Regions from separate parts of the Homo sapiens genome. Here region 2 is linked to region 1. Evidence: read pairs that join two places in POLR2A ChIA-PET (ENCODE). Cell type or tissue: GM12878. All regions are shown on one strand. Each heading gives the region's core, and the rest is flanking DNA. Links, peaks and the distances in the headings are about the cores only. Region 1 overlaps CNNM4 (cyclin and CBS domain divalent metal cation transport mediator 4). Region 2 overlaps KANSL3 (KAT8 regulatory NSL complex subunit 3).

Region 1 (4,394 bases), core at 192-4,191:
GCTACCACATCTGGCTGATTTTTGTATTTTTAGTAGAGATGGGGTTTCACCATGTTAGCTAGGCTAGTCTTGAACTCCTGACCTCAAGCGATCTGCCCACCTCGGCCTCCCAAAGTGCTGGGATTACAGGTGTGAGCCACCGTGCCTGGCCCTTTTTGCTGTTCTTAAACACACCAGGATGCTCCCACCATGGGGCCTTTGCCCTGGTTGTTTCCTTGGGCTGGAATATTCTTCTCCAGAAGTCAGCATGGCTCACTGTCTTCCCAGGTCACCTCTCAGTGGGGCCTTCTTGCCACCTTGTTTAAAACTGCACCCACCATCCCACCCCAACTTCCTAATCTCCCCTGCCCTGTGCCGATTTCTTCTCTTCTCGTAGCACACATTGCTCTCTAGCATCTATGTAATTTGCTGATTTACTGTGTTGTCTACTGTCTGTCTCCTCCCACTGGCATATAAGTTTCAAAGGGCAGGTCTCTTTGTTTTGCTCATCAATGTATCTCTAGCCCCTAGAATGGCTCTTGGCACATAGTAAGGCCTCCATCCATGGCACTGAGTGAGTAAGTGAGTGAATGAATACCTGTCTGTTTTGGCAGAGGATCATTCCCATTTTAATAGTGTTAGAATTCTGAGGAGCTGATGAGTGCAAAGAAAAATGGGTGTTGTGCACTTACCGGGTTCAGAGTTCCAGCCACACAGGACAGACAGGAGGAGTGCCTGGGATGACATGTCAGGGACTGAGAAGTAGAGTTTGGGGCCTTGAGTGTGATGCATGGTTCCTCTCCATGTGCCTCAGTTTCCCCACCAGTAAGTGGTCTTTGGCCACTGGGGGTTTACACAGCTTCCCTCATTAGATGAGTCATGAATGTGCTCCTACACACTTAGAGACGGGCTAGGGGCATCGATGCAGAGGTAGGGGCCGAGTGTCCCTAGGAGTAAGGCAGGGGTACAGCCTTGCAGCACTTCTGTCTCCCAGCTCACGGCAGTTAGTGCCAGATATCTGTGGAACCCCATGCTGCGTGCAAGACGTGATGCTAGGTGATGCAGGACCACAGGAGTAAGATCATCGAGTTGGTGAGACAAGCCCTCAGGCCTGAGAGTCTCCTGTGATTTGAACCTTGGCCCTTCCGCTTAAACCTCGCCTGGAACTGTTTGCAGTACTGGGTGTTGTGGGTGGGTTTGTCCACCTTGGAATCTCAGAACAAAGCCACCTCCAGCTCCTCCTGCCCCAGTTTGTGTTTTGCCTTCACCACTCTCCCAGACCCTGAAGCTAAGTAATGAAGGAAGAGGGCAGAGCTCTGCACCCCCCTTGCAGCCCACCTTCCAGCTTCTAGCTGTGCCTCACCCTCTGGGACACTCCTTCCCTCCCAGGTACTTAGCTCATCTTTAAACACCTTATCTTTCCCCACCCACCTTATAACCACCTAGACCCTGTATAGACCTGGGTGTAACTCCAGCCAGCCTGGTCACTGACCTGTGAGGTGGCCTTGGACCTGTTACTCCTCCTCTCAGCAAGGTAGTGCAGTATAAATTGGTGGGGAAAAGCTAGAAATATTTTCATTAAAAAAATCCTCCTGGCTGTGGCTCACGCCTGTAATCCTAGCACTTTGGGAGCTCTTTGGGTGGGTCACTTGAGGCTAGGAGTTCGAGACCAGCCTGGCCAACATGGCAAAACCCCATCTTTACTAAAAAAATGCAAAAATTAGCTGGGTATGATGGCACATGCCTATAATCCCAGCTACTGGGGTGGCTGAGGCAGGAGAATCGCTTGAACGGAGGTTGCAGTGAGCTGAGATTGCACCACTGCACTCCAGCCTGGGCGATAGAGCAAGACTCTGTCTCAAAAAACAAAACAAAACGAAACAACAACAACAACAAAACACCCATATTTTCATCTAGGCTGTGTCAGATTTTCCCACTGACTTAATTTTATTCCCGCAACAACTTTATGAAGTTGAGAAAAAACACTGCATGATTTTTGCATTCACTTTTGGTTCCTCTTATCTGACACACCTTAAGTAACTTATCCTCCACACCCCACCCTCCCATCCGCACCTGCTTATTCATCCATTTGTTCAACCAACAGTGACCGTTTTGAAGCCTCTGTGTCAGACACTGTGCAGGCTGTTGGGAATCAGAGATGAATAAAACTGCCCTGTTCACAGAACTCACAGTCTACCAAGGAGAGAGACACGTGAACAACGCCTAGCTGCACAGAGCTCACAGATAGGGTGCCGTGGGGCTGAGGGAGGGCAGGCCTGTGAGATGCTTCTGAAGTGAGAGTAACTAGACTCGTTGATCCTTGTGGAGATCTGGGAGTCAGGGCCCGGAAGTAGTTGTGAAAGTCTGAGGTTTCTAGCTTGGGATTCAGGTTGATTATGTCATTTAACTGCAATCGGGAAAGGGGGACGAAGAGACAGTTTAGTGAGGGCAGAGGGAGGTAAGTGGTGGTCATAATAATGGTGTGACCCGTTGCTGAGCTCCTTCTCCGTGCCCAGCATTGTTTACACTGGAGCTTCTCACACTCGACTGCCTGGACATTTTGTTGAAATGCAGACTTGAACTCAGTGGGTCTGGGTGTGGCCCGAGAGTCTGCATTTCTGACAGGTTCTCAGATGATGCCCATGCTGCTGGCCCTGGACCACACCAGTGTGCAGTAACATCTAGGCAGGCATGCAGGGGAAAATGCCCACGTGAGGCTGAGGAGCAAGGCCAGGACAACGCTAAAAGGTTTAAGAGTCAGCCAAGAGGCCGGGTGCGGTGGCTTACGCCTGTAATCCCAGCACTTTGGGAGGCCGAGGCGGGCGGATCATGAGGTCAGGAGATCGAGACCATCCTGGCTAACACGGTAAAACCCTGTCTCTACTAAAAATACAAAAAATTAGCTGGGTGTGGTGGTGGGCGCCTGTAGTCCCAGCTACTCGGGAGGCTGAGGCAGGAGAATGGTGTGAACCCGGGAGGTGGAGCTTGCAGTGAGCCGAGATCGCGCCACTGCACTCCAGCCTGGGCAACAGAGCGAGACTCCGTCTCAATAAAAAAGGAGTCGGCCAAGAGCAGGCAGAATGGAGAGCTGCTGGGCACAGTGGCTTTGTAATCCCAGCACTTTGGGAGGCTGAGGCAGGTGGATCACCTGAGGTCAGGAGTTCAAGACCAGCCTGACCAACATGGTGAAACCCCGTCTCTACTAAAAATACAAAAATTAGGCGTGGTGGTGGGTGCCTGTAATCCCAGCTACTGCGGAGGCTGAGGCAGGAGAATAGCTTGAATCGGGAGGCGGAGGTTGCAGTGAGCCGAGATCGCGCCATTGCACTCCAGCCTGGGTGACAGAGTGAGACTCTGTCTCAAAAAAAAAAAAAAAAAGAATGTGTGAGAGAGGAAAGGACAGTGCAGGGGGTGTCAGTGTGTAAAAGCCAGGCTGAGGCGACTCCTTGATGGAGACGAAGAGAACCAAGGGGGCACGCTATTCGGGAGCCTCCTTGGAGGGTCAGATGGGGTGAAGACCATGCACAGACTGTGGGATGGGACCTTAGGCTGTGGGGTGCCCAGCGAGAGCAGCCTCGGACAAGTGGTGCCCGAAGGCAGCTTTGCACCGGTTCTCCGTCAGCCCTGCCTGGTAATAGCCTCAATATGGTGATTTGATCTCAAGAAGCTGCCTGGGGGCAGGTGTATCTGAGAGTGACAGGAGCTGGTTAATACTCCGGGTGCAGGCAGAGGTCCCAGCAGGGACAGCTGACAGAGCTGTGGCCAGGCTCCTTCTCACTTTCCCTTTAGTGCAGTGCTGTGGGAAGGGAACATGAGCACGTGGAGGGGCCTGGTGCGTGCCAGCCAGTGGGCAGCTGCACCTCCTTCCTGGCTGGCCCCATGCAGCCTATGGGCGGGTTCCCAAAGAGGAGCCAGCACTGAGAGGACACTCACGTGTCTTCACTTGACAGTTCTCTTCTCAGAGCTCTTGTTTGTGCAATGGAAGGCAATGCTGTGCATCGAGGCCCTGATAGGTTCTTAGTTATTCTGGTGTTTACTTTTCAAAGGTCTCGTATTTTTAACTAGGAAATCCCGCTCCAGTGTTTTTCTGCTCACCTCTGGTCAGGACGGGAAGCACCGAGCAGATGTTTAACCTTGAAAATGGGTGAATACACAGGAGCACAACATCAGGGAATGGCCCTACAGGATCAGCAGGGGGCCCTTGGGAAGGGGAGGCCTGTCTCGTAAGTAAAAGTCTGGGAAGACATTTCAGCGGAATTTGCTAGGGCGGGTAGACATGGCGTTTTCCACTCTGGTACGTGTTGCCCTGGGAGAGCTTGGACAAGACCCGAAGGCTGAGAGGTGAGCCTCACCGTCCTTCGCAGCAGCTTTGGGGGTGTGGCTCAGGCCTCCCGGGCTGCTTCCCCTCCTTTTCT
Region 2 (4,394 bases), core at 172-4,171, 140 kb before region 1:
GAGGAACATGCTTCTTTTTTTTTTTTGAGACGGAGTCTTGCTCTGTTGCCCGGGCTGGAGTGCAGTGGCACGATCTCGGCTCACTGCAACCTCTGCCTTCCAGGTTCAAGAGATTCTCCTGCCTCAGCCTCCCGAGTAGCTGAGATTACAGGCGTTTGCCACCACACCAGCTAATTTTTACTATTTTTAGTAGAGACGGGGTTTCACTATGTTGGTCAGGCTGGTCTCAAACTCCTCACCTCAAATTATCTTCCCGCCTCAGCCTCCCAAAGTGCTGGGATTACAGGCGAGAGCTACTGCGCCTAGCCTATATACACAAAGCTATCTGAAGACAGTTTCTACTGAAATCATTCAAGAGAGAGGAAAAAAGCTCTTAACAAGGAAATTAAGTTTCTGCCTCCACAGACAAAGAGCAATCAGTAAACTCTCCGGGAAAGAACTCCAGAGTTCTAGGGAGCCGACCTACACCGTTCATGGAGCTCTTGATGTGGCAAACTAATTTTACATGACTTTATATAAGAAGAAAGGAAGCAGCAATTTAACAATCAAGTCAGGGAAAGAATGGCAACACGATGATTATAATCAGAGCAGAAGGAACTGCAAGCTCCAAACAGGCTACAGATTCAGGGACAGGGTCATAAAATGGTGGTATCTGAAACTGAAACTAATAAGTTATCATAAATAATAAAATCGGCTATGTACAAAAGTTACCTACCAAAAGAGATGGTGTGTAAGCCTGCTGCCAATGAGAGAAGGCCTCCAAAATCTCATCAGACACTAAGAAAACAAATAATCTGATAAATTGAGCTTTAATGGATTACATCAATCTGTGGCAATGTGGCAATGTCATAACAGAAGGGTGGTGGTCCACAAGGAGACTGGAGAAAGATAAGCCAAAGACAAGAATCTGTCAGTGTTTCTCTAAAGGACAGGCAGGAGAAGGTGCACACTGGCCTATTCCGTGGACTCATCTTGCCTAGAGGAAAGATGTGTACATCCAGCTATTCTGCTGTGCCTCCTGTGTAGACTCTCCACTCATCTATTCACTTCTGAAATAAAATGGTTTTCCAGACTTTCCTGCTGAGAACAGACACTCTGGCCAGGCCACCCCAGTGTCTCTTATGCTTTGCAGTTATATCTCTCCTTATAAATTAAGAAACTCAGCCAAGTGCAGTGGCTCACACCTATAATCCTAGCACTTTGGGAGGCAAAGGTGGGCAGACCACTTGAGCCAGGAGTTTGAGACCAGCCTAGGCAACATGGTGAAACCCAATCTCTACAAAAACTACAAAAATTAAGAAATGGTGACGTACTCCTGTAGTCCCAGCTACTTGGGAGGTTAAGGTTCCCACCCGGGAGAATCACCTGAGTCCTGGAGGTCAAGGCTTGTAGTGAGCTGAGATCGTGCCACTGCACTGCAGTCTGGGTGACAGAGTGAGACCCTGTCTCAAAAAAAAGAAAAAAGAAACAAACTGGTATTTATAGTATTATTAAGTCTCTAATGACTTTGATAAGTATGAATTGTCCACAAAAACCTCTTAATCATAACCATGGATAAACTGACAAAAAAAAAAAAAATCACACAGTTCTCCTATGTACTTTCTGAAATTGCAAAGGACAAGGTAGTAGAAAATACCACAAAGGGATACATAACCATACCAGGCCACCTTGTTCAGCCACCACTAACTGGTCTTAATCTCTTCTTACTGCCCTTAATTAAGGCAGAGGGTATGGTAGTTGAGAACACTGGGTTCTGGAGTCAGGCTGCTTGGTTTGAACAAAATCCTTCTCCATCACTTCCTAATTAAGGTTTCTTAAACACCCTGAGCTCAGTTTCTTCATCCTGTTGAGCAGAGATGAAGGGGGGATATACCTCCAAGAGTCATTGGGAGGATTAAGAGACAATGCATTTGAAGAGACATTGATACAATGTCTGGCACCTAGAAAGCACTCAACAAACGGTAGCTCCTTTTTGTTATTACCATCGTCGTTATTTTTTATTATTAACTGTAAAAATAGTGATAAATCCTTTTGCTGAATATACTGACTCTAGCAATATTCCAGTAGTTGATCTTCATTCGTAGCAGTTTTCTTCTTTATCTGAAGCTCAAAAGAGCTTTTTTTTCTTTTTTTGAGATGGTGTTTCACTCTTGGTGCCCAGACTGGAGTGCAATGGCACGATCTCGGCTCACCACAACCTCCGCCTCCCAGGTTCAAGTGATTCTCCTGCCTCAGCCTCCCGAGTAGCTGGGATTACAGGCATGCGCCACCACACCCAGCTAATTTTGTATTTTTAGCAGAGACAGAGTTTCTCCATGTTGGTCAGGCTGGTCTTGAACTCCCGACCTCAGGTGATCCACCCGCCTCAACCTCCCAAAGTACTGGGATTACAGGCGTGAGAAAAGAGCTTCTTAAGGCACTAAATTAATTCCAATGCAAGACCCCAACCAACTTCTTCACAAGCTTTTTCAACCAAGGTGCAGAACTGCTCCTCCCTCAACAGCTGCTGTTTTGATCACACAAGCACACCTGTTCAATCTCATTCCCAACTTCCAACCAGCTTCAGAAGTCATGTCAATCACCTCAAACTTTCTACCCCTCTTTCTCTCTATTATAAAATAAGGGTTCTCCAAAATTATGGAAAGTTACCACCTACCAACTCCTGATATAAGAAGTAACATTTCCTTATATATATAGTAGATATATGGATACACAGACAAAAAGCCATCAACAAAATATAAGTTGAAACCACAATGAGATGCCACTTTACACGCAGTAGAATGGTTATAATTTTTTTAAAAAAGAAGAAAATCAGTAAGTGTTGGCAAGGATATGGAGAAACTAGAACTCTCATACACTGCTGGTAGGAATGTAAAATGGTACAGCCACTTTGGAAAACAGTCTGGCAATTCCTCAAAGGTTAAATACAGAGTTATCATATGACCCAACAAGTCCACTCCCAGGTATATAACTAAGAGAATTAAAAACTTAGATCCACACAAAAACTTGTATGCAAATGTTCATAATAGCATTATTCACAATTGCCAAAAAATGAAAACAATCTAAATATCTATCAACTGATTAATGAATAAATAAAATGTGGGCTATCCATACAATGTAATGTCATTTGGCAATAAAAAGCATGAAGTGCTGATACACGCAACCACATGGATAAACCTTGAAAACATCATGCTGGGTGAAAGAAGCCAGTAGGAAAAGACCACATATTGCATGATTCCATTTATATGAAATGTCCAGAATAGGCAAATCTATAAAGACAAAAGTCAATTAGTGCTTCCTAGGGACCAGAGAAGCTGGGAGGAAACGGGAAGTAACTGTTTATGGGTAAGAGGTTTCTTTTTAGGATGATGAAAATGTTTATCAAATTGATAGTGGTGATGAATATACAACTCTGACTATACTAAAAACCAATGACTGTACATATTAAATAGCTGAATTGTATGGTATGTAAATAATATCCCCAAAAAGCTGTTATGTAATTAGGTAAATGTTTACCAAATGAACAGGGACAAATAACCAGGAGAGGAGTGCTGAGTCCCCTGGGGGCAGTAGAAAGCTTGGGAACAAAACTAGCCAGTATACTCGTGAAAATAGGCTTCAGTGTGCCCTCCATAGCCTGCAAATCTATTTTTAAAAGCCACTCAAACATCTGTTAGCTTTTCATGTGACTTCACAACTTCCATCATCCTAGTTATAAACCATTTAAACACAATATCTTACAAATGTACATTTCATTTTTTTGCAGTTTGGGTAACCCCTATATCATAACTTATACAACAGAAGCTACTACAGAGCTAGTCATATGTATCAAATTTAATTCACTTATTTATTCAACAAACATTATATGCCTACTGTGTGCCAGACAACGTCCTAGTGTGAAGTATGCAAAGATGGCTGAGATGTAAGCCCTACTCTCAAGGAGCTCACACACAGCATGGTGAACTGAGAGTTATAATGTGAGACTTTGGAGAACACTCTGACTTGTGTTGCTGCAAATGAAATAAGGTCCTAATAAGTGTTATTTCAATGAAGATGATACAAAATAATTACAGGGCAGTGATCATCCTCCTGATGAGCAGCCTACCTGTTGACATGCTCCTCCCAGTCCTCTGGTGGAGGAGGGGCATCTGCATCAGTCCTGGCAAAGATGACATGCCGTTCACACTCATTCATCACGCTGCGTGCCTTCTGATTGTCATAGAGTGGCATAGGCGTTGATGTGACCGTCTCCACATCTATTGGGACGTCTGATTCACTGTAAACAGGTGAGGAAATAGGACCGGGCCACACATACTTCACAGGTATTTAACAATCATCTGGTTGACAAAAAATGTATCTTTAATACAGTCAGCTTTAAATTACGCATAAGCACA

What was found. ChIA-PET counts read pairs that join two places held together with the same protein. Peaks named below come from ENCODE experiments on the same cell type or tissue, not always from the same donor. Only the 100,000 strongest peaks of a DNase experiment are listed, where the experiment ranks them.
Region 2: POLR2A ChIA-PET joins it to region 1 with 5 read pairs; 23 of 35 experiments call an interaction of 5 or more read pairs at or near these places.

Annotation. Positions count from the first base shown.
Region 1 is chr2:96,766,224-96,770,617 of GRCh38, forward strand. All of the region lies in intron 1 of CNNM4 (cyclin and CBS domain divalent metal cation transport mediator 4), which reads left to right. Among named protein-coding and RNA genes, the nearest start is that of CNNM4, 7.5 kb to the left of the region's middle. RefSeq lists an enhancer at 3,214-4,148. In GM12878, for the core only: no CTCF peak of the experiment used is centred there; a DNase peak (open chromatin) is centred at 2,049; H3K4me3 peaks cover 2,459 bases; H3K27ac peaks cover 2,034 bases.
Region 2 is chr2:96,627,207-96,631,600 of GRCh38, forward strand. It overlaps KANSL3 (KAT8 regulatory NSL complex subunit 3), which reads right to left. Exons shown (of 21, transcript NM_001115016.3): 3 at 4,106-4,276. Among named protein-coding and RNA genes, the nearest start is that of KANSL3, 8.9 kb to the right of the region's middle. In GM12878, for the core only: no CTCF peak of the experiment used is centred there; no DNase peak of the experiment used is centred there.